2 separate regions of the Homo sapiens genome follow, and region 1 is linked to region 2. Evidence: read pairs that join two places in POLR2A ChIA-PET (ENCODE). Cell type or tissue: OCI-LY7. All regions are shown on one strand. Links, peaks and the distances in the headings refer to the core of each region. The heading gives the core; the rest is flanking DNA.

The links. Peaks named below come from ENCODE experiments on the same cell type or tissue, not always from the same donor. Only the 100,000 strongest peaks of a DNase experiment are listed, where the experiment ranks them.
Region 1: POLR2A ChIA-PET joins it to region 2 with 11 read pairs; 2 of 35 experiments call an interaction of 5 or more read pairs at or near these places.

The regions. Positions count from the first base shown.
Region 1 is chr4:26,718,117-26,722,515 of GRCh38, forward strand. TBC1D19 (TBC1 domain family member 19) reads left to right here. Exons shown (of 21, transcript NM_018317.4): 15 at 1,965-2,009. Among named protein-coding and RNA genes, the nearest start is that of TBC1D19, 140 kb to the left of the region's middle. In OCI-LY7, for the core only: CTCF peaks have their summits at 2,017 and 2,216; a DNase peak (open chromatin) is centred at 2,025.
Region 2 is chr4:26,784,757-26,789,155 of GRCh38, forward strand. It overlaps a transcript of TBC1D19 not described here. Among named protein-coding and RNA genes, the nearest start is that of STIM2-AS1, 74 kb to the right of the region's middle. RefSeq lists an enhancer at 3,091-3,210. In OCI-LY7, for the core only: CTCF peaks have their summits at 3,540 and 3,750; DNase peaks (open chromatin) are centred at 1,845, 2,325, 3,445 and 3,965; H3K4me3 peaks cover 1,623 bases; H3K27ac peaks cover 2,055 bases.

The DNA.
Region 1 (4,399 bases), core at 240-4,239, 66 kb before region 2:
AAATTACTTAAGATTTCTCTCAGATGACCGTAATTATCCTTTCATACCTCAAATCAGTGCCCAAGTAATTTATCACAAATCACGGGAAAGTGGTTCCCAGAAGCAGCATTTCAAGTTACTTTCTCTGTCTTCCCTGTGTGCTCTACCCTTTATTGTTGTTTTTATGTCATATCTGTTGACTTTTCTTTTTCTTTCTAAGTTTATAACACAGATTTGCTTTTTCTACTTTTTTTAACAATCTATACTTCTCTCAAAACGCTCCACCACACACAAAACTTTGATACAATTTATATGCTTTTAGCTCTCCAATGTCTAGTTTAGTTATTTTTCTCCTCTTTATCACCAGCTGCTTATAAAATATCAATATCCTGCCATCATCTGAAGATACAATTAACTTCAGCTGAATGCCCTTCCCAACTTTTCCTTTTTATTAAATGGTGAACACCCAACACTGAAAGCTCAGACTTCATTGTGTATGGTCATTCTGCCATTTCCATGAAGAAAGAAACTTTCTCCTGTATCTCTTATGTCTGAACTATCTGCCTGATTGCTCCACCTCCTACCCTAGGAGAGGCCACATAACCTTGTGCTGGATTTCAGCTACCCCTAACATAAGGTTTTCTTAGGTCCATTGCTTCTAAATTGAATTTATGGAAACCTTTTGTTTGTTTCTTTAAGTCTTCTGCTGAAAAACTGATTGTAAACTGAATTATCTACTGAGCTCACCTCTAAACTCAGCCAGGATTTTAAGGCCTTTGACCAGTTGATACTGTCCTAACCTAACTAACTTTGCTTCCCTGATTATTCCACAATACCCCATATTCGTTCTAGCCTCCCTATAGTCCCTGCATGTGGAAGGCTTCCCACTTTCCAACCTTAAAAATCATAGGTCCTTGAAGAACTAGCCAGTACCTCACCATGTCCACCAACCCATCATCTATTTCTCTCTCCTCTGAACTTCTAAACACTTAAAGTCTGTGCTAGAAAAGTTAGCAAATATACCCTAATGTTTCATGGTTTAGTCTGGACTATAAACCACATGGTTGAGAGAACATATATATGTTTGCCTCTCAGCATCTAGCCCAGTAATCAATTTTATCTACTTACCTACCTACCTATTCATTATTCCATTCTCTTCTTGCTCACAAGATCAATCCTTTTTGTTTCCACCCTAACCTGAACTGCTCACACTTCTTATTCTTCATTTCGTCTCTGTCACCACCCCTAACAAGAATAAAAAGAACTTTTTTTAACTAAAAATATTACTCTTAGCCCAGTATAAAAATACAAGTGACTTTTCAATAAACTCAAAAGTGTTAGAAAAACTGTCAAAGTAAAAGCTATTTAAAGATATTCAGTGGAAGGTGGAAAAAACTGAGAACTTTTAAGAGTTTTAAAGGAAAGATACTTTTTAAAACTCTCTTAAATATTTGACTATTGTGAATATACTTTACTTTTCTGGGACAACTCTGATTTCAAATATTCAGCCCCATTCTGAAATCATGTGAACTGTTTTGGTATTCAGAAAATATGACCACCATACAGCTAGTCATTTAATTTTTAACTTTCAGCACATTCCATAAAAGTGTACACACAGTATTACAAAGCTTAAGACTTGCTTTAATGAATAGATTAGACTTATTTGTAATTAGCAAAACAATTTTATGCATAATAAATAGATACTTCTCTTCTTAAGTGCCTAAGGAACTTGAAAGCGTTTGTTCTTTTGGTTGTTTTGTGTCGCTTCTGTTGTACTTATGTTCGTGTTACTTTAATTGATGAAAGGGTTTGCTAATACCAAAAGATTGGCTGGTACATTTTTAAGTTAATTTCATATCATGAAATGACATATCAGTTTATAGTAGTTTTTAAAATTCCGTTGTTAGTACATTCACAAAATAAGTTGATTTTTAAAGATTTATTTACTTAATCATATTGAAATCCTCTATGGTTTTCTCTTATAGGAAAACTAGGACTGGAAGAATATGCTGTCTTTTACCCACCAAATGGTAAGAGTAATGCTATTGCTTCCTCTAGTGGGAAGTGAAAAAATTACAACTTTTATAATCAAAATGTGACTTTCTTATTCTCTTTAATGGATAATCATTTATTATCTAAAATAAACCTTCCATAGAATGTATAATTTAATGAAATCCTCCACATTTGTGGTAGGTTTGTGCTAAATTATGCATACTCTCTCTGATTCTCCCTGGGACCAACAGTAAACCTGTGAGAAAGCTGAGTATGCTTAGATCTAAGTCCAAGGCACTTCATTTTCCTGTGAAGAACACTAGCTAATCCAATGCAGACCTTCCTTTTGGGTTTTTTGGAGCTGGGCTTTACTCAATTGAGTGGATTATCTTGTATTGCACCTTATTGTTCTCATAATTTGACCAATGTAGTATTTATGAAACAAAAATATTATTAAAAGGTATCACTGAAATCACCTATTTTGATGTTATAAAGTGATCAAATATATAATGACCTCATTAGACATTAAATATTCTTTTGAGATAACTAGACAGGTTTTAAGATATGCTTCTTGGAAAAGCAATATATAGCAGTCCTTATGATAATATTAAGTTGCATCCTGAAGAAGTTCTTTTACTCCAGCAGAGTTAAGAACATGGGTTTTGTAATCCAGCAGACTTGGGTTCAGATCCCAATTCTTCCAGCTTATCCTATGACCTTAAGTAAGTTACATGACTTCTCTGAACTTCAGGTTCATCATCTGTACCATGTGGATAATAGATTACATGAGATATGGTATATAAAACCACAAAGTGCCTGACATGTAGTGAGTGCTCAGAAGATGTAGCTGTTATGAGTGTGTTTAACTTTACTGATCACTATATCTAAAACTCATACGTGGCTTTGGCTTTCATGGCGCTGTTCTCTCCCTGTGTCTCTCAATATGGAATCTCAGTTTCATGGGCCATCTACCTCTGTCCCTCTTTTAATATCTCACTCTTGTTCTGCTGCTCTTCTCTTTTCTTACTTTTATCTAGGGGCTGCCATTTGCTTTTATGATTCTATCTATTGTTAATTACTCTAAAATATATCCAGTTCGTACCTCTCCCATAACTACCTAAAGCTTAATATGTCCCAGCCTGAACTCACTGTTTTATCTTCTTATGCCCACCCCCAAAAGAAAAAAGAAGAAACTAAATTAAAAAACAAAAAACAAAAACCCACCTATTTCTCTCTCAGTTAATTGAATTGTCATCTTCCTAGTAACTCAAGGCCATCCTAGATTTCTCTCCACCTTGTCCCCAACTCATCTAATAAGTCGCGAGGACCTTCCAATTTTATCTTCCAAATACGTCTGGAACCCTCTCTTCCACACCATCCCCGCTGCCTTGTCTCCTTTCAGTTCTTACTATCTCTAGCTTGTTAATTGCAACAACCATCTAACTGGTCCCTCTTCCCACAGTCTTTTCTAGTTTTGCTGTCTTTTACACTGCTCATTTGAGTTATACATCTAAAGTGAAAATCTGCAAATTGCCATTTTTCTCAAAGTGTTCTTAATGGCTTCCCATCTCTTAACAAGTGATATTCAAGCTTCTCAGCATGACATATGAGGACCTCTTGAGTCTGATCCCTATAGTCTACCTCCTAGCTTCATTTTCCACTATTTCCCATCTCATTTTTAATTATAGCAATATCAAACTATTTATTATTTATACCCACAGCTACATACTCTCACGAAAGCACTATGCTGCTTCCTGTCTCATCACTTCTCATGTTTCCATGCTTAGAATAGCCCATCTAACCTTTCTTCACCTGGCTGTCATCAAGCTCAGTTTAGGCATGATCCTCTTTCAGGAAGCTTTCCCTGAATCCCCAGGTTAGGCTAAGGGCCCTTCCTCTAGACTCCCATAGTACCTGGTCTAAACTCTTTGGTATCTCTAGCTATGTTATCTTGATATTGTTTGTTTATACTTTATCTCCTCCTCTTAATTGCAAGCTTCTTGTAGTTCAGAGCCATATCATTCATTTTTGTTGCCTCAGTATCTAGCATGTAATAGGACTGTAATGAGTATTTATTTGAACTCAATTAGAGGTTTGTTAATTTTAACTTTATATATTACCATTGTTACATCTATTATCCCAGAAACTTACTTTTATAGTAACTTTTTATATTTTATCTAAGAAGCAAGAAACAATAACAAAATACCTCTGAATAGCCAAAAGAGTTGTCCATGGACTCAAGTTCTTCTCTCCATCCATAGAAGTGTTTTTTCAACTTAGTTTAGAATATATTAGCTTTTACTTAACACACATGTCTAACAAATTGGTTAACTCTTTTTTATGCCTCCTACAAAAATAGAAGCATGGAAAAGGCTGATATAGATATGAAAAAATAGCAACAACAGTGAGAAGTAAAAAGGAGACTTCA
Region 2 (4,399 bases), core at 100-4,099:
TGTTCTGATACTAAGCACTTTCTGAATTTATGAGAAGAAAAGTAGTTCTCTGCCTTGGGGAGCATTGGCTAATAATTTTTAGATAATTAAAAACTGCCATGATATACATTCATACTAAATCCCAGCTTATGTTACTCTCCAGTATCAAAGGGTGAATGTTGACCATGAAAATAATGGTAACAATAACCACAATTTATTATTGCTTATTATTGGTGCCACACGCCATGCTAAGCATTGGGCCTAGGTCCTCCCTAGTTCTCCCAATATCCACCAAAAGAAACTGCTTCACATGAGTTAAAACTGAGGCTCAGAGTGGTGCAGGGACTGGCCCAAAATCACATAGCCATTTGAAATGTTAGAAGCCATTTCAGATCTAGGTCTTTTTATCTCCCTACCCACTCTAGCTATTATTTTGACATGGCATTGGTAGTTTTTACAATCCAATTCAAAAGTGTCTCTAGGATGACAAATTCAATAAAGGGAAAAAGTAGGGATAGCCTAACATTTCTCCCAAATAGTTGCTTCTTTTTCTTTTTAAAATTAAACTTTTAAAAAATTAAATAAAAGTAAGATAGACCTTGCTGAAATATGCAAAGGACTTCAGAGAACAAAATGGCACCCAAGAACTGTAAGAGCACAGCGTTGTTTTGGCAGGATGAAGTCCAACAATGTACATAGAAAAGATAACCATGTCAATAGTTAGCAGTGACACAAGTTAACTATTACTACAATGACAATGATGACGATGATGATGACATAGTTATTCCTCTCAAGAAGTTCTCTGTCTAGTGGAGGAAGTATTCAGGTAAACAAAAGATCATAGTACAGTGTGGCAAAAATAATGCACAAAGTGTGAGCAGGACTAGAAAAAGAACTCAATCTGGATGGGCAGGTGTTTGGGTGGGGACCACGGCATTGCATGCACACACAGACGTACACTGTGTGTGTGTGTGTAGAGATGACTGTAAATACAACTGCTTGTCTGTTCATATATGTGAACAGGAACAGATTCAGTTTCAGACAACTGCTGCTTTTATCATTCCTTTTCTTTGTGCCACATAGCACTGGGGTCTTTAGGAACTTTTTAGAAATACCACTTTGGCTGCTATTGAAGAGTATTTTGGATTTGTATTCCACTCACCAGAGGCTTCCATTGTAATACACAGGGGTAGGCAGGCAGAATGGAAAGAAAAAGAATAATGGTTTCTTAGGAAACTGAACACTACATTTCCTGTGATTACAATCTCAAGGCTAAAGCTCCATGCTCATTACAGGATTTTCTTGACAGCAGTGTGTCCCTGTCAAAAGGTTTTGAAAGAGTTTGAAATTAGGGTTTCTTTGGGTTCCAGGAGGCACTGGCTCAGGACTTTGGCAAAAGACCCTTCATCTGCTGACATTTCTTGAATGGCCTCGTTTAAGCCTAGCCACCTTGCCTCTTGCTCCTGGGACGTGGCTGCCCATAAAAGCAGGGTGAGTGCTCAGTCATTAGCCAGTTGTCAGTGAGTATTCAATGTCGCCAAAGTGCTGGGCTAGGCTTTGTGAGGGACACCAGATCCCAGTTCTTAGAGCTTCCAGTCTAGTTAAAGAAGTAGTACCAGCCGGGCACGGTGGCTCACACCTGTAATCCCGGCCCTTTGGAAGGCCGAGGCAGGTGGATCACGAGGTCAGGAGATCGAGACCATCCTGGCCAACACGGTGAAACCCCATCTCTACTAAAAATACAAAAAATTAGCCAGGCATGGTGGCCAGTGCCTGTAGTCCCAGCTACTCGAGAGGCTGAGGCAGTGCCTAAACTAGAAAAGGAGAAGTATTTCACTGGGCCAACATCGGGGGGTGGTGCTGCAAACACAGTGTCACAGGACTTTGAAGGTGGGAGAGAGCTGTCTTGCTGCATGTAGGTTTTTGGGGATGGGCAAGTAAATGGATAGATAGCCAGTTGAAAGGATGGTAGCATGAACAGGTGGGTGGATAGGTGGGTGGGTGGGTGGGTGGATGCCTGGATGGATGGATGGATGGATGGATGGATGGATGGATGGATGGGTGGGTGGAAGGATGGAAGGATGGCAGCCAGATGGGGCCGAATGGCCGGTTGATGAATGGGTGGGTGGGTGCATGAGTGCAGCAGCATTACACAGTATCTTTGAAGTCAATTAGACAAGAGTTGCTCTTCTGCCATTTACTAGCTACATGACCTCAGGAGATTTAATTAACCCTTTCAAACACAATCGCCTCACTTATAAAATAGGAGTGATAATACTTGCCTTGCAAGCTTGTTGAGAAAATTGAATGTGACAAGGCTTGTGAAGCACCTGGCATGTGGTAGACACATAATAAAGAGGAACTAGTTTTTTTTTTTTTTTTTTTGAGATGGAATCTTACTCTGTAGCCCAAGCTGGTGTGCAGTGGTGCAATCTTGGCTCACTGCAACCCCTGCATACTGAGCTCAAGCATTCTCATGCCTCAGCTTCCCAAGTAGCTGGGACTACAGGCACGTGCCTCCAAATCTGGCTAATTTTTTGTATTTTAATAGAGACGGGGTTTCACCATGTTGCCCAGGGTGGTCTCAAACTCCTGAGCTCGGGCAATCCACCCACCTCAGCCTCCCAAAATGCTGGGATTACAGGCGTGAGCCACAGCGCCTGTCTAAAACTAGGTTTATTAATATGAATAATGATCTAGAAAAGTTTCCAGGTGGACATGGGATTACAGCCAGGCCTGAAGAAAGGACCGGATGGAGATGGATGGAAAAGAGGAAAAGGGCGGTCTCTGACGAAAGGGCAGCACTATGAGAGTGTGTGCCTGGAAAAGCTAGAGTTGCATCTGGTGTCACTGAGGGGGCTCCCAGAGCCACAAGTTTGTGGGGCTGGAAAGGCAGATTGAAGCCTGAGTGTAGAGGACTTGACATGCTTTTCATGTCAAGTCACGAGATTTGGCTTTTCCCTGGAGATTCATGGAGGTTACTGAAGGTTCAGAAGGAAGTAGGAACGTTCCCTCTGGACCCCCTTTCCTCTAAGCCTGACCTTGACAACATCCGGACTTCCTTTGAACTTGGAAGCTCCTGGCTTCTTACAGTATTTATAGTTCCCCTTACCTTTTACAAGAAGCTGTGGACTTCCTGTGCCCAGGACAGCTGCAGGACTCTGGCAGCCAGCACTCTCCTCCCTCCCCAGGGAGCAGCTGAAAGACTGCTGCCTACAGAAACTCTCGGCTGACAGTTAAGAAGCAAGTGATTTTTAAAGATTAGATGATACAAAGGGAAGCAAGTCCCCTTAAACCTCCTTTGTCAAATAAATGCTACCTGTGAATCAGAGGAGCGATCTGCTGTGACTCACCCTTTCACAAGCCTCTGCAGAGAAGGCCGGCTGCCAGCTGATTTTCACGGCATGGTTCCAGGTGACTATGGGATCCCAGGGGCCCTGGGTTCAGGGGAGGGGCTGTGCTTTACCACCAAGCAAACCACACAGGGGGGCTGACACAGGAACCAAGAGGGTGCCTGGAAGGTTTCCTTCCATAGGAGGCAGCAGAGTCAAGGGGAGCGGTTCTGTTTTGCTTTTGGAAAGCAAGAGCATTAGAGCTGAAAAGTGCCTAGAATCCACCTCTTCTTAATGGGAGGTTCCCGGATACTCATCAGGAAGTTTGTAAACTGCAAAATTAGGTGGGTATGTGCATTTTGTGCAAAGAGGGCACATAGTTTTAATCAGATACTCTTGGTTCTAAGATCCTCTCTCTATGTTGTGACACCTAAACTCCTCATTTTGCCCACAGAGCATGATTCAGTGATTTGTTCAAAGCCACACCACCAGTGGATAACAGAGAAGAGAGAGAAAGCAAAGTCATTAGGCCTCTTTCTGCTGCCCTGGCCCCATGAGAGAACCTACAATAAGCAATCTGCTGTGACATTCTGAACATAGCCCCCTAGACAGAAATTAAATGTGTCAAGAAGGACCACTTTGAAAACCTTTGTGCCACCAGCCCCTTCCCTCCTTCCAATTAGCCTACTCCCACCCCATGACCCTACCTACCTATCAAGTCGGCTTCCTGTTAAGAGGACAACATGCTCTAGAGACAAGTATTTGCAGTTGGAGGATCCCTGAAGCTGCCTCTCAAATTCTCAAGCACTTAGGGTGGGAGTCGCTGAGCTACTGGCCTTCTTGGCTGAACATTTCAGGGGAAACAGCAGATTGAGAGTAAGCAAGTAAATGGGAGCACCCTGGAGTTGCTGGAAGTCATTGTTACCTTTTTTTCCCTTTTTTCATTTATGTGGATGGGTAGTTGTCACCTCAAATTGACCTTAGTGTATCTTCAACATAGTTGTAATGTAAGGAACCCACAGTTTGAAGACTAATAACTTGGGTTTGAATCTTAGCTCCATCATTTATTGCTAATTTAACTTTGAGCA